2 separate regions of the Mus musculus genome follow, and region 2 is linked to region 1. Evidence: chromatin loops called from intact Hi-C (ENCODE). Cell type or tissue: gastrocnemius. All regions are shown on one strand.

Region 1 (8,000 bases):
TTATCAAGACCGTTGGGCCTACCAGAATGCTCTTCTGACAAAGAGCAGCAGATATTTGTGACATCACAAGGCAGTGGCAGTCCACGGGGCAGGAGCAAAGACAGCTTCAGAGAAAGGGTCTTGCTGCCTAAGTGAAGACAAGGGGACTGGGCCTCACCTGTCCAGCCAGTCACCTCTGTGCGGCCAATGGAGGTCAGGCTTGAGTTTTGAAGAGATGTCTGGGCCAAGTCCTGTATCAAACATGGTTTGGGCTTATGCTATCTTTATCTCTGGGCCTCTAATTGATCTCAAAGATACACAGACAATACAGATGGAGCTGTCAGGCTCTCTCTCTTATGACAAAAGATGGCTTTGTGGTCTCTTGAGTAAAACATGCCCCTGGCCCCCATCTGTAGATCTATATACCTGTGAGGGAGTAAGGGTGTGGTCATATACAGCTGGTCTCCACTCCCAGTCACAAGGCCCCACTTCCTTCTAGTTCATCTTGTCAGATAGCCTAGAGGGCCTCTGAAATCCTAGTAGAGTGGTTATCTTCAACATCCAAGTGGCTTCAGATGAAAGCAGCCGTGGCAGGTTCCAGAATGGTGTCATCCAGCAAAAATGGAGTAAATAAATCATCTTAGGCGCTCTCCTAGTCACATGTGAACTAAAAGATGAGTGAAATTGATTTTAATGACATGCTATGAAACCTAGTATATCAAAAAACATAAGCAACACAGACATAATATCCTTTATGTGTTTCACAGGTTTTCAAAATCCAATGTGTGTTCTAGACTTGATGTGTCTTGGTTCCAACCAATCACATTTCAGGTGTTCAAAGTCACATGTAAATGGCCACCATTCTACACTACAAATGTTTGCTCCTTACAGGTAGTAGTGAAGATAAACACTCCTGCCTCTAGGGCTACAACTTACTCCTAATGACAGAGTGCAAGATCTGACGACTAATTCAGTCTCAGCAGTTAAAAACAGAACTTCACTTCCCAGAGTTCTTGAGTCTGAGGAGACAGATTAAGGCCTCTGGTGAGGGCCTAGCCTCTGCTTCCAAGATGCACTGTCACCGTGTAACTGGGAAGAAATGAACACGACATATACACAGGGCAGAGAGGACACAATAATTCCCTTCCCAGTTCCATCTGCAAAGGCCCTGCCCTCATGGCATTACCACCTCAGACAAGTGTCTATCCCTTAATACTATCACACTGAGGACTGAAGTTCAACATGCGAGTGGACCTTCGTGGCCTCTTTCTCCAGGGGCTGCTCCTAGCCCAGGTCTAGGCTGGCGAGGGTTGTGAAGTATTTCCCAGGCGTACTCCTGGGACTTCATCTCCTACTTCCTCCTTTCTATTCCCCAGTGCCTTCCCTATTTGCTGATTGAATGCCACCTTACCTGGGGATTTAACTTTGCCAAACTCCCTTTCCCTAACCGAATCCGGGAATCTATCTTGGCCTTCAGGGCTATTGAAGACCTCACCATTCTGCCACCAAGCACCTGACTTAACCTCTTGAACATGCCCTGTATCAGTCTGTTTTCTGTCTCTGATCTTGGCCACAATTAGCTTTGTCCTTCAGCTCTAACACACAGCACAAGGATCTGGTAGAAACTCTATGCTCCTTTCAGTAGCAACAAAGTCACAGACCAGCATAAGTGCACTACGTGGCCCAAGGGCAGTAAAGAGGCTTTACTCTTTCTCTGGGACAAAAACTAAACAGCAAGGTGTTCCTGGGTATCCGATTGTGTTCATGGCCCTTTGCTGACTGACTGATCCCATACATTTAAACTTAAGGGCTAAGTTTTAGAAAGTATTTTTACATTATGACTCCAAATTAGTAATTGAAATCACCTCCCTTGGCACAAAAGCATCCTGGAGTAGTGAGTGGAAAAACCTACCTGGAATCTGACTTCTTTGAGTATAGCTACTCAAACTGCTGCCTAATTTAAAAAGCCTCCGGATCTTTAGCATATGTTAATGGCTGGTAATTACCATGCATATGTTAATGACATGGAAATTACTCAATGCTTCGGGTTTGATTGATGAGTAATTTTGTCAGTTTTCCCAATTTTTCAGCCTGGATGACAGACTTTTAGTTAACAGAATTACTATAACTTATTAGTCTGAAACTATAATAATCATCTCATTAAATGAGTTACATTTCTTTCTCACATTGCCGGCATCAGGCTTTGTGAATCACAATTTACAGGTTGTCAGTACCTTTAGACAGAGGCTCCTCCAGCCTAAAGCAAACACAACCTTCCCAAAGCCTTCGGTCAATAGAGAACCTCGCTCTACTATACCCCAACCACTTCCACAAGCATCTTTTCATCTTTTTCGGAGCAAGGACGGGAGTTTGCTGTTTACAAATGTACACAGTGATGAACACAGCAAATGTGGCTGGACAGACAAGCATCAGACCTAATACCTAGAACTCAAACCGTAAATGGGAACCCCAGCAGTAAATATTCAGGGATATAGATAACCTACAAAAGTGCTCTGGGAAATTCTTTTCTGGGTTCCACGGAAAATGCGCACAGCCTACCTCCTCCACTAGCCTGATCCTGCTAATCCTCAAAGATCTAAGGACCAAAGGGTGCGACCTGGACACTCGTGTGCAGACATTCGGGTGTGGGTGCTGTGTATTTGGGTGTGTAGACAGAATGGGGCTAAAGAAAATCCTTTTCCAACCCCAGTGTGCACTTGTGTAGAAGTGCTCAACTCAAGGGAGATCATGCTGAATCGACAGAGCTAGTCAGCGAAGGTGATGATGGTTGGACACCTTATGATCCTAGATCAACAGCAATGGTGAATGTCTGGGGCCTAAAGCAAACGCCTCCCATCATTAAGGACATCTGAACCTGCCACGGAGCTGATAATGTTTTATTCCACTTCAATTACTTCACATTTTGGTCTTCCTCTCTGAGGGGGTAGGGAGGTATAAAAAGCTCTATTGCTTTAGGATTCTTTAACGCAACTTCATCACAGTTCATCTGGGCTTTTCCACTCCTTTGAATTCCAGGGTCATTCTTCTGTACCTTCCCTGATATTTTTCTGGCAAGGCGCTAGCAGGCTTGCTCAGCTTCCCACTTCTCTTCACCGGTGACATACCCCGACCAGTAGTGACCCCTCTGATGGACAAAGTTCGGGGAATCGGGAGAGCTGGCGTGGGCCCTTCCATGCTCCTCAAGCGCCGCTCATTCTGGCTGTTCAACCCGAGCTCTGGCTCCTTCCCGCCGGCGCTTGCTGTTCCAGGCTGGCGCTCCTTGGCTCGCCGAGGGCCCTGCGCCACTGAGGGCCGGGGGCGGCCCAGCACCGGGGGGCGGATGGACTGCGGGCTCCAAAACATCGCACAGGGGGAGGTGGCCGCGGGAGAAGCGGGGACCGCGTTGGGAGGAGGTCGGTGCCTGGGCTGCGGGGCTTGTGGGGCGTTCGGAGGGCCCGGCCACGCCCAGCTCTGCGGGACGGCGCCCACGCTGCCCTTCAACACCGGCCCCCAGTGGCTGCTCTCACAGAGCCAGGCGTCCTCCTCCGAGTAGCTCTCCGGAGTGCCGCCTTCGGGATCGGAGTCGGGCTCCTGAGAACAGGTTGGGGACGGCGGAGGAGTGACAGGGTCACGGAAGTAGGGGAACAAGAGCACGGCGCGCAGCCGCCGCGCGGGAGAGCAGTAGGGCAGCCGGAGGGGCAGCGACATCTGCGGGCCGGGCCAAGCGGGGCTGCGGGGAGGCCGGCCCTGTGCACGCTCACGTCCCGCGCGGCGCAGCCACAGCCATGGAGGGACCCGGCTTCGAGTCGTCTCCGGCCTGGGGAAAGTTGGATGGACACTCCACCTGGAGTCAAAAGGCGGAATGGAGACCCCGCGAGGCTGATGTCCTCAACAGGGGGCGGGGGAGGGTCAGAAGAACCAGTTTCAGCCGGAGCGACCAGAGCAAGCCATTGACACTTCAGTCCCAGGAAGGGTTAACCGCGTCCTGCTGCCTAGGTTTACATGTAAATAGAGAGCCGCTGCTCCAAGCGGGCCCGGGCTAGCACTTTTAAGTTTTTGATTGGTTGCCAATGACATCACCACCCGCGCGTTCTAACACACCAAACCCACTAGCGGGTCCGAGCCGGCCTCCCTCCCAAGGCGAGGCCTCGCCCCTTTCTCCGCCCTCCTCGGCTTCTTATTGGTCAGAGACCACTGTGATGTAGCGGGCGGCAGCCTCTGGGTCTTCATTGGCGTATCGCGCCGTCGCTCGGAGGCAACCCCGCCCCCTCCAAAGCTTACATTTACGCTGTAGCAAAAGAGAAAGTAACTCTGTGTTGCTGCTGGGGATCAATGAAGCTGAGTGAATGGGGGCGCACTGCGCGAGCGCATAGCTGGAGCGGGCGCCAGATGGTAGAGGGCTACGCTTATTGATGAAGTAAGTGGAAGACATCACGGGTCACTCAGAGCCGGAGGGTGGAGGGTTCCGTGTGTGTGTGTGTGTGTATGTGTGTGTGTGTGTGTGTGTGTGTGTGTGTGTGTGTGTGAGTGAGAGAGAGAGAGACAGAGACAGAGAGACAGAGAGAGAGAGAGACAGAGACAGTGTCAGAGAGACAGAGACGGACCTACGTCAGGTAAGGAAGATCCTAAGGTTTAGTCTTTTGGCTCTGCTTGCCCTGGGATGAAGAGGGGAAATGAGTTTTGGTTTGGTTAAGATGCTTTATGGCAGTTTTCAAAGCCCAAGGCTTTGCTCATGATGCTCAGTGGTGGCACGGAATAGGGATGCTACGTGCCCCAGGAGTGGGGAAGGAGCATTCTTTAAGCACTTGGTTTTTCTTCAGTCCCTGTTAGTGGTGGAAGGAAGATTAGCGAGAAAGGGGGTAGGGGGTTCGTGCTATTTTTGTGGGAGGTTTCCCGGGCCAGACTGGCTTTGGAGCTATCTGCTGCAAGGATGCAGATCTCAGTGCGCTCTGTGCCCGTGTGTGAGCAGCAGCACAGTGAAGAGGTACCGGTCCCAGCCTGTGTCTCTGGAAAGTCGTTCCCGGGTTCTCCTCCTAGGGAATAGGCTACTAATCCTGGATGTCCCCTTACCAGGTAGCAAAATAGCAAAGACTTTGACTGCATTCATGTTCCAGCTGGGACACAGTTAACAGTTTTTGGAATAGTACTCGCTCTGAAAAAAAAAATACTACGCAAGGGAGAGGGAAGGAGGGAGGGAGGGGAGGGGAGGGGAGGGAGGGAGGGAGGCAGGCAGAAGGTTTGATCCTTTGCTCCCAACCAAAGGTGGGTGAGAGAAACCCGAGTCAGTGGGGATATGCCTACACGGGTGGGGACGTGCTCCTGGGTGCGCGTGTGTGGATTTTGCTGGTGACACTTTGGCTCGGTCTCAGAGAACAGTTACGGTCATGAATAGACCGATGATCCTTGATGTTTTTCCAGTCAGCTCTTAAAGTTCGTTTAGATGAGTGGCTCTTGCTTGGGGTTTGATTTCTCTAGTAGAGGAGTCAGAATTGCTATGTTATAGGGTGGCCTTGTGCCTACCGGGAGGAGGAAAGTGATCCATTGCAGGCACCCTTGGAGGAGGCAAAGGCAGCCCCCGTGGGCTCTAGGTCTGAGCTTCCCAATTAGCCTAACTGTGGTAAAGGGACGAGTGAGGTTGCCCTCTTGGAATCCACACTGTTTCCAAGAAGAATATCAGTATAGGGTTGAAACATTTTTTACAAAGTTGCCACTCCAGTGGAGATGCAAAGTCTGTCTGTATGACCAGATGAAACACATGCTCTTTTTTGCTTAGGGGCACAGCATAGAGAAGTGTAAGGATGAGTGGGGTCACAGAGGAACGGGCCATGGGTCAGCCTGGGGTGGGGTTCCTAGATCTGACTCCTTGGAAACTTGGTTTCTGGATAGTTATTCGTAGTGTAAGTGTGTGTGTGTGTGTGTGTGTGTGTGTGTGTGTGTGGTAATGGCTTGATTTGATTTGGAAGAGTCTAATGTGAGCTCTGAATAGGATGACGTTGAGCTTTTCAAAGGACCCACCAGAATGGAAAGGAAGATTAGCTCCTAGCCATGGAGGCTGACTTAGGGAGACACATTCCTTCTGATATGCAGAAGGTTAACATCCAGCCCCCATGTAAATATAGCTAGCTGCCAAGCATCTCCGTGCATCTCTGTGAGCTCCAACAGTGCTCTTGCTTGTCTCTTTGCCTTGGCTCTGGGGAAAGAAATGAAATACAGTACATGCCAGGGTGGACAGATGCATCCATCACAGGTGAAATAGACTTCTCTGCACAGGAGAGGAGGCTCAGAATAAATCTAAGAGCCTCCCTGTCTGCCTTCACTGTTTTTCAGGCCTCTGTGCCTTTACCTCCACTAAGGCTGAACTTGGATGCATGTCTCTAACATTATGTGACAGGAGGTCTCTTACCGTTTCTAATGTCAAGTCTAATTTTAACCTTTGACTTAGCATCAGAATGGATGGGGCCCCTCAGGTATGCATCCTCTCTGAACAGATCAAAGTGAATTTTAGCCTTTGATAGTATCACAACCTAGGGCACCTAGAAGGACTTTGACTTTGCTCAGAGATATGCAGAGGTCTTCCCCCGGGGATTGGATGAGACTGGCTTTGTTTTCATGTGACTTTATTTTTTTCTTTCTTCCCCTTCTTTCCAGACTCTTGACTTCTTGAATTGCCAGTTTTCAGCCTCCTCATGCCTCCATCTCCTTTAGACGACAGGGTAGTAGTGGCACTATCTAGGCCTGTCCGACCTCAGGATCTCAACCTTTGTTTAGACTCAAGCTACCTTGGCTCTGCCAGCCCAGGTAGTGGTAGCCACGCTCCTGTCCTTGCCACCGCCGTTGTGACCCTCAAGGCTGCGAATCTGACGTATATGCCCTCATCCAGCGGCTCTGCCCGCTCCCTGAATTGCGGATGCAGCAGCACTAGCTGCTGCACTGTGGCAACCTACGACAAGGATCATCAGGCCCAGACTCAAGCCATTGCTGCAGGCACTGCCACCACCGCCATAGGAACCTCGACCACCTGCCCTGCTAACCAGATGGTCAACAACAATGAAAACACAGGCTCTGTGTTAAGTCCATCGGGTGGGGTGGGCAGCCCTGTGTCAGGGACTCCCAAGCAGCTAGCCAGCATCAAGATCATCTACCCCAATGACCTGGCAAAGAAGATGACCAAATGCAGCAAGAGTCACCTGCCCAGCCAGGGTCCCGTCATCATCGATTGCAGGCCTTTCATGGAGTACAACAAGAGTCACATCCAAGGAGCTGTCCACATTAACTGTGCCGATAAGATCAGCCGGCGAAGGCTGCAGCAGGGCAAGATCACTGTCTTAGACTTGATTTCCTGTAGGGAAGGCAAAGACTCTTTCAAGAGGATCTTTTCCAAAGAAATTATAGTTTATGATGAGAATACCAATGAGCCGAGCCGTGTGACACCATCCCAGCCACTTCACATAGTCCTCGAGTCCCTGAAGAGAGAAGGCAAAGAACCCCTGGTATTGAAAGGTAATGACTCTCCCTTCCCTCCCCACCCCCACCCCCCACATTCCTTCCTCAAATAATGTCCTGATCAGCTAGGTTTCCCTATGAGATTCTCTTACAAGTGGCAGCCTTCTTCTAACCCCAAGGCACCATGAACCAAAATAAAATAGCCTGTCTTCTTGTCTCTACTTCGAACTTTTTCTTACTCTCTTGGTACATTAAGAAAGTCCAAGTAGCAATGAATTGATATAAGATCTGAGTCCCAGCTTTGATCTGGCTGCCACTTTGGGTTGCCTATGACATTTTACTTGAGATGGTTTGCAAAAGGCACTTTGTACAACCAAGATGGTATCTCAAGCCATGCCTTCTCTGGTAGCTCTGTTTCAGTCCTCGAGTGGGTTGGAACTTTTTTGATCTCTCAAGGCCTGACAAATGTCGATGGATCAGAGGAAGCTGCGTCTACAGGTGCCAGTACTTTGTGGGAGAAACTCTTGCTGTTTCTCACCTGATTGTCTTGATGTTCTTATTGCTTCTAGTCATCTTCA
Region 2 (8,000 bases), 230 kb before region 1:
GTTTGACTCACCCATGGGAGGTTTAGTGAGGATCAGCTGCCTGGCCAGGCTGCTCCTAGTTGGCCACTCTTTTCTAGGCTGGGCAATTGGACATGGCTGGCCTCAGATATCTGCCTTCTCACCCTGGTCTGTGTGTATTCCTTTTTACACACCCAAAGCTGTGTTTGAACGCTGTAAATCATGAGTTGCCAGATATCCCCAGATGAGGCTGAAAGTAGGAAATGTGGTCTAGTGAAGGACAGAGTGGGCTCTGGGGTTGGAAGTCCAAGTGGAAAAAGCAGAGAGAAGATTCCAGCAGGGCCAGACAACTCCAGAGGCAGTGCTGGCTTTTCCTGGGCTCAGGCTGTGTATGCCCAGAGTTGAAGTGGAAAGGTCGGTCTGTGATCTCAGGGCCATATCTATGTGGGGGAATTTGGGGTCAATACAGGCTGATGGTATCCAAGCCCGGGAGAGGTTTGTTGGCATGGTACCTTCCCTTTCTCCTCATTTTCCAGTTCTCCACTCTTTATTCACAGTGGTGAGTGAAGTGATCATACCTGCTTTGAAAGAAAAAGAATTTTAGTTCTGTGTATGTTAAAGTAGAGTGGAAGTTTCCTGGTGTTGAAGGAGACCTGGATGCCTGGAAACAGTGCAAGCACACTGCAGCATCCCAGTGCCTGAAGAAAACACTTGCAGGAGTCTGTCTTTGACAATGTGTTGGTCCTTTTATTAACGTCTGTCCTCCTACACCTCTCAAACTCAATATTCTGCATCCTTCGCCATTCCACATTTACTCACATTCAGCATGGCTGTCTGGTCTGGTCTGACCAAGCTCTTTTTTAGGTTAGTGGTATTTGAGAGATGACTTTAAAAAGTGAGCTCAAGACCTCCTTCTTCAGATAGAACTCTCTCAAATGTGTTTTTCTCATCTGAGAAGGGACTCTCATTGCATTGTGAAGTTAACTGTCTATCAAAATAGCTTCAATTATCTAAAAACTGGGATAGGAAATGACTACCATAGAGAAGATAAGGCTGACAAGATCGGTGGGTGGCTTCCAGTGGAAGTTCCTGTCCTCAGAGAACCCATGAACCAGGTGGAGACGTTGGACATTGCAGCTACACTGATGAAAAGCAGGTCGCAACTTCAAAGATTACTTCGAGAGGATATCTGAAACTATGCTCCTTCTCCCAAAATAAGCCCTATGATTCCAGTCAAGACCATGCATGGTGCCAGTCAAGGCCACAAGTATCACTTAATTGTCCTATGTGTTCCTCTCACTGCTCAAGCAGTCGTCTCTACCAAGAATGCATTTCCTACAACCCTATTAACAGCACAGAGTCTTTCTTGAGCAGTTGGCTATAGAATAGTGCTGAAGGCATGCATACATTACCCTTTCTCATTTAATCCTCATGGCCACATATGGGGACAAAGATAACATGCAATTTTCTTCCATGAATTAATTAATTCATTCACTTTACATCCCAGTCAGAGCCCCCACTCTTTTCCCAGTACTCACTCACACAGCATCTTCCCCTCTCTCCTCTGAGAAGGGGAGCTCCCCCACCCACCCTGGCATATCAAATCACTGCAGGACTAGGCACATCCTCTCCCACTGAGACCAGAAAAGGCAGGCCAGGTAGGGAAACAGGATCTATAGGTAGGCAACAGAGTTAGGGACAGCCCCGCTCCAGTTGTTGGAGAACCTGCATGAAGACCAAGCTGCACATCTGGTACATGTGTTTGGGGAACCTCGGTCCAGCTCATGTACAACATATGCATTTCTAAGCTGCAGAAGGAGAGGTATAAAATCTTAAGTGAGAAGCCCAAGATAGATCACTTTGGAAATGAGAGGCAAAGCTAGGTGCTCTGGCTTAGACAGCGTCTTTCTAGACACTGTGTCTTTAGCCCCCAACTACACTGAACAGAGAGTATGGCTGCCCTCAGCTCTTTCTAGGACCAGCCTGAGTTCATGAGAAAGTGCATCCTTGAAAGTGATCTCAGAGTCCAGGCTGGGCTTCAGCTTCATAGTGTGGCACTTCGCGCTGGCTTGCTACACTGCCATGAATGTCCCCATGTGTGCTTTATTAGGACCCGATACACGCATACATAAGCCTCTTATGCCACCTTATTGTTTTGGGGATTTTGACTAGTATAAATATTAGTCAAGTAAAAACATGATACTTTTTTTAGGCTTCTACAGAGTAGGTTAATTATTTCATTTATCAGCAGGATACCTATGATTGTTTTTCATGGAAGAGTAAAGAAGACTAAATGTGTGCCTGAGGTCTCAGTGGTTGGTGATCAAGGTACAGACCCCAGTGCCATTTGTCGGGTTCCATAGCTGTTCTACCACAGGACCTTTGCCTCCCAGTGAGAGAGACAGCTGGCAGTGTGGGGTTGTCCAGCATTGGATAGGCTGGAAAGGCTCAAGGGCACTCCTTGGAGGTGAATTCTCCTAAACAGGGATACTGTTTCACATCATCAGAAATCCAAGCATTGGCTGTAGAGACAACCCCAGTGCTGAAGAAGCTGGGTGGAAAAGCAAAATGAAATGAATTGAGTCCAACAGCCGGAGAGCATGTCCCTCACAGTGATGTCAGCCCCATGAAACATCATATGTAATCAGAGACTACAGGCACTTGTTTCTCTTTGCACAATTAAAACTAGGTTCTGCTATTCCTGGGAACCATATTTTTAGAGTTTAAGCTGGGTGTAATGAGAATTCTAAAAATAACATTGTGAAAGGTGAGGCTAAGTGTGGGGGGCTGAGTTCACCCTGGTGCTGGGGCAATAAAACATTATCCGTGGTCCATTTAAAGCCCTTCAGCCCTGGGATAACGTTTTTTGCTTGGACAGAAGCTTAGTTCATCCTGTTTGGACCCAACTCAGTTTCCATCGACATGGTGGTGGTCCAGGGAATAGGAACTATGAATGAGTTATTAGGGGAATTTTAAAGCTGTTGAAAAACCTCAGGGGGCAGCTTCTTTCACAGGAGCTCTGGTTACACTGAGCCGAGAGGTTTGGGGTATCCACTGTTGGGACCACCACAGCTGGCCAGCTCACAGCCTTCCAGCATGAGGGCTCTTCTTAGAATCATGCTTCTTAAGCCCCGAAGGCTGCCAATAATAACGATCTCTGGGTTGGCAATGAGAGAGCCTGTAACCTCAGACCCAGCTCTCGGCACCCAGTAGTGTGCCTAAACTATGATACATGCCTTGTAACAGATGTGAGAGACTTCAAGATTTTAATAAGTCCAGGCTTTGGAATGGATATAGATTTCCTGGATGGAAAAGCCCTATATTAACTGTCCCACCCACAGCTCCTTTAAACACACATGAGCACTCATCACACACGAAGCCCTCCGTGCATGTGCGCATTGCCAGGTTCCTGCTTGAGGCAGACCTGACCCCAGCAGCAGATGGGCATTATCAAGTTTCTTATCACATCCTTGCCATCCAGTAACTTGACGTCTCCTGTTTTTTGGGCCGTGCTAATGAGGCTGATGTTGCAAGCTTACTTTTGCTGATGAGCTACATGGCTTTCCTCTTGTGTGTTCAGGGATATTTTCCCTAGCTTGTTTGCCTGTTTATTTAAACTCAACCTGCAAGTCTGGGTCTGGGATAAGATCACCGACTGCTTGTCTGTTGGCTCACAAATGTCTTGCTTCAGATGCAGACAAGATCTGAGATAAGCTAGTTCCATATGGGCACAAGTATATGAAGAACACTGGATGTGTTGTTAATACCAGCAGGGCAGCGTCTGATAGACTAAACTAACCCTGATTCTCTAAGCAGCCTTAGCCCAAAGCAATGGCAACAATGATTTCTGTGACCTTGAACATGTACAGGGCATCTGATCACACAGTGCCTTCTGCAGGGGCAGGCAAGAGCCATCTACATTTATGTTGTAGCCTGAGTAAACATAAAAAGAATTCTTACTTTCCTATGTACACAAATGCTTAGTAGCACTCCCTGGGGCTGAGGTTACTGTTTGAGAATTGTGAATGCACAGTTGATAGTAGACTGAACAGCCTACATAACTTTCTGTCAGAAAAGCGGTGATTTTAGCAATGGTGAGGTGTTTGCAAGTGGTCAAATCTAACTCCATCATTTTTAGACTGATATCAAATTACAGGCTGGAGAAATGTCTTTCTCAACATTACCTGGCATTTGGTATATATCTGGAGTTACTTAAGACTCAGGCCAAACTCTATCAGGGTTTTGTTGATTCTGTCAAGTAAGGTCTACCCAATGGACTTTTCAGTATCTTTTTCTTTGTCTCTACTCTTTTTATTTTGTGTCCCTTTGCCCAGTGGCAGCAAGGAGTACCTACACTTTTGTTCTTTCTCAATAAGTCTTCCCCTAAAACTATTATTCAGAAATCACCAGACCAACGTGTTCACACCACCACACAAACGAATGAAAAGCTGCTTTCTAGCTTTGTGTGCCTTGTAAACATTAAATTGAACTTGCGGTCAGATTTAGTTATGGCATCCGAGCAGCCTCAGGTCAGCACAGTTTGGGAAGCAATGGTCAAAATGGTCCATAGCTTGGATCTCATCGGTCCAGATTTATACCTGTTAAAGAATTGTGAGCTGATAGATTGGGCAAAAGCCATTAATTCATGTGGTTTCCTAACAGTTACAGAAATGAGAACCAAAGGAGACAGTGAGTTTTCCCCATGCTCAAGGAGCTAGTTAATGATGAGGCAGAGGTGAGCCTTTGGGATCAATCATCATGAAGGTAATGGGCTGAACAAAAGATGTTCCATGGGGGGTCCCTTTCCCCATTCCTCTAAGAAATGCTTTCTGGATGACTGTGTGGTATATGTGCATAGTGTTTAGTATGTGTTTTTGAGGTGTGTATACGTCAAGTTTGCCTGGTATGTATATGTGTATGTATATTTGTATTTGAGGTGGGTATATGTACATAGTTTATGTAGTATGTCTATTTGTGTATTGACAGAAGCCACCTAGGAAAGGCCATGTGGGAAGCAAGTGAGTTTCCTGGAGACAGCCCACCATTTTACATGGATATGACGGGTACAGTCTGGAGAGGCCCAGCCCCAGAAACGTCCCAGGATGGCTTTTTACTTCTGATAAAACTTTCTTCCTGGGCATCAGCCCACCCTATTGAGCAAATTCGACCCTGCAGATCAGCATGAAGATGAACTTTCATGAATTAATGCTCCTTAGATGAATTGATTACTTCCTGATTTGAGTCTAATGATTTTAGGAAGAATGTTTAAGGGGATAGTTTTAGTTGTTTTGCCAGAAGATGTAATAAAGGTAGAATCAAGAATAAAATATGAGTTCAGGGGCACAAGTCCCCTTCAGTCCCACCAGCACCAGGGTAGCTAGGGCACAGAGTCAGCTGACACCCGCAAGCTACCAACAAGACCGGCCACTGGATCTTAAGACCTCTGGTGAGTGGAACACAGCTGCTGCTCCAATCCAATCTCGCAGGACCTGAGACTGCATTAATTAGGGAAGCAGAAAACCTGGCCTGATCAGGGGCACAAGTCCCTTCCGGTCCACACCAGCACAGGGGTACTGTGGGCGTGGAGACTGCGGACACCCAAAAGGTATAACAGGACCCTCCACGGGATCTTAAGAACTTTGTGAGTGGATCACAACTTCTGCCAGGAGGCAGGCTCGAACACCAGATATCTGGCACCTTCCCTGCAAGAGGAGAGCCTACCTGCAGAGAGTACTCTGAACACTGAAAGTCAGGAGAGAGCTATTCTCTCGGGTATGCTGATAGAGGCTAACATAAACACCTGAGGAACAAGATTTAACCAGAGACAACTACAACAACTAACTCCAGAGATTACCAGATGGCGAAAGGCAAACGTAAGAATCTTACTAACAGAAACCAAGACCACTCACCATCATCAGAACACAGCAGTTCCACACCACCCAGTCCTGGGCACCCCAACACACCCGAAAAACTAGACCCCGACTTAAAAGCATATCTCACGATGATGGTAGAGGACATCAAGAAGGACTTTAATAACTCACTTAAAGAAATACAGGAGAACACTACTAAACAGGTAGAAGACCTTAATGAGGAAGCAGAAAAATCCCTTAAAGTATTGCAAGAAAACACGACCAAACAGGTGATGGGATTGAATAAAAACATCAAAGACCTAAAAAGGGAAGTAGACACAATAAAGAAAACCCAAAGTGAGGCAACACTGGAGATAGAAAACCAGGAAAGAAATCTGGAACCATAGATGCAAGCATCAGAAACAGAATACAAGAGATAGAAGAGAGAATCTCAGGTGCAGAAGATTCCATAGAGAACATTGGCACAACAATCAAAGAAAATACAAAATGCAAAAAGATCCTAACTCAAAACATCCAGGAAATCCAGGACACAATGAGAAGACCAAACCTACAGATAATAGGAGTGGATGAGAAGGAAGATTTTCAACTTAAAGGGCCAGCAAATATCTTCAACAAAATTATAGAAGAAAACTTCCCAAACCTAAAGAAAGACATGCCCATGAACATACAAGAAGACTACAGAACTCCAAATAGACTGGACCAGAAAAGAAATTCCTCCCGACACATAATAATCAGAACAACAAATGCACTAAATAAAGATAGAATATTAAAAACAGTAAGGGAAAAAGGTCAAGTAACATATAAAGGCAGGCCTATCAGAATTACACCAGACTTTTCACCAGAGACTATGAAAGCCAGAAGATCCTGGACAGATGTTATACAGACACTAAGAGAACACAAATGCCAGCCCAGGCTACTATACCTAGCCAAACTCTCAATTACCATAGATGGAGAAACCAAAGTTTTCCACGACAAAACCAAATTCACACATTACCTTTCCATGAATCCAGCCCTTCAAAGGATAATAACAGAAAAAAACCAATACAAGGACAGAAACCACGCCCTAGAAAAAGCAAGAAAGTAATCCTTCAACAAACCAAAAAGAAGACAGCCACAAGAACAGAATGCCAACTCTAAAAACAAAAATAATAGGAAGCAACAATTACTTTTCCTTAATATCTCTTAATATCAATGGGCTCAATTCCCCCAATAAAAAGACATAGACTAACAGACTGGCTACACAAACAGGACCCAACATTCTACTGCCCACAGGAAACCCATCTCAGGGAAAAAGACAGACACTTCCTCAGAGTGAAAGGCTTGAAAACAATTTTCCAAGAAAATGGTCTGAAGAAACAAGCTGGAGTAGCCATTCTAATAACGAATAAAATTGACTTCCAACCCAAAGTTATCAAAAAAGACAAGGAGGGACACTTCATACTCATCAAAGGCAAAAACCTCCAAGAGGAACTCTCAATTCTGAATATCTATGCTCCAAATGTAAGGGCAGCCACATTCATTAAAGAAACTTTAGTAAAACACAAAGGACATATTGCACCTCACACAATAATAGTGGGAGACTTCAACACACCACTTTCATCAATGGACAGATCGTGGAATCAGAAAACAAACAGGGACACAGTGAAACTAACAGAAGTGATGAAACAAATGGATTTAACAGATATCTACAGAACATTTTATCCTAAAATAAAGGATATAGCTTCTTCTCAGCACCTCATGGTACCTTCTCCAAAACTGACCATATAATTGGTCACAAAACAGGCCTCAACAGATACAAAAATATTGAAATTGTCCCATGCATCCTATCAGACCACCATGAACTAAGGCTTATATTCAATAACAACATAAATAATGGAAAGCCAACATTCACGTGGAAAATGAACAACACTCTTCTCAATGATACCTTGGTCAAGGAAGGAATAAAGAAAGAAATTAAAGACATTTTAGAGTTTAATGAAAATGAAGCCACAACATACCCAAACTTATGGGACACTATGAAAGCATTTCTAAGAGGGAAACTCATAGCTCTAAGTGCCTCCAAAAAGAAACTAGAGAGAGCACACACTAGCAGCTTGACAACACACCTAAAAGCTCTAGAACAAAAGGAAGCAAATTCACCCAAGAGAAGTAGACGGCAGGAAATAATCAAAG

The links. A loop is a pair of places that touch in the nucleus more often than their neighbours do. Peaks named below come from ENCODE experiments on the same cell type or tissue, not always from the same donor. Only the 100,000 strongest peaks of a DNase experiment are listed, where the experiment ranks them.
Region 2: a loop joins it to region 1, with 4 times the contacts of the local background. A loop is called at or near these places in 3 of 42 quality-filtered maps.

What each region holds. Positions count from the first base shown.
Region 1 is chr1:184,030,174-184,038,173 of GRCm38, forward strand. 1700056E22Rik (RIKEN cDNA 1700056E22 gene) reads right to left here and starts at 3,825. Exons shown (of 1, transcript NM_028516.1): 1 at 2,859-3,825. The coding sequence starts at 3,687. The coding sequence ends at 2,983. Dusp10 (dual specificity phosphatase 10) reads left to right here and starts at 4,208. Exons shown (of 4, transcript NM_022019.6): 1 at 4,208-4,396; 2 at 6,628-7,479. The coding sequence starts at 6,666. In gastrocnemius, a CTCF peak has its summit at 3,694 (motif pointing left); DNase peaks (open chromatin) are centred at 3,422, 4,159, 4,829, 5,334 and 3 more places; H3K4me3 peaks cover 5,233 bases; H3K27ac peaks cover 5,480 bases.
Region 2 is chr1:183,804,469-183,812,468 of GRCm38, forward strand. Gm34068 (predicted gene, 34068) reads left to right here. Exons shown (of 3, transcript NR_151520.1): 3 at 4,945-5,278. Among named protein-coding and RNA genes, the nearest start is that of Gm34068, 59 kb to the left of the region's middle. In gastrocnemius, no CTCF peak of the experiment used is centred here; no DNase peak of the experiment used is centred here; H3K4me3 peaks cover 260 bases; H3K27ac peaks cover 3,108 bases.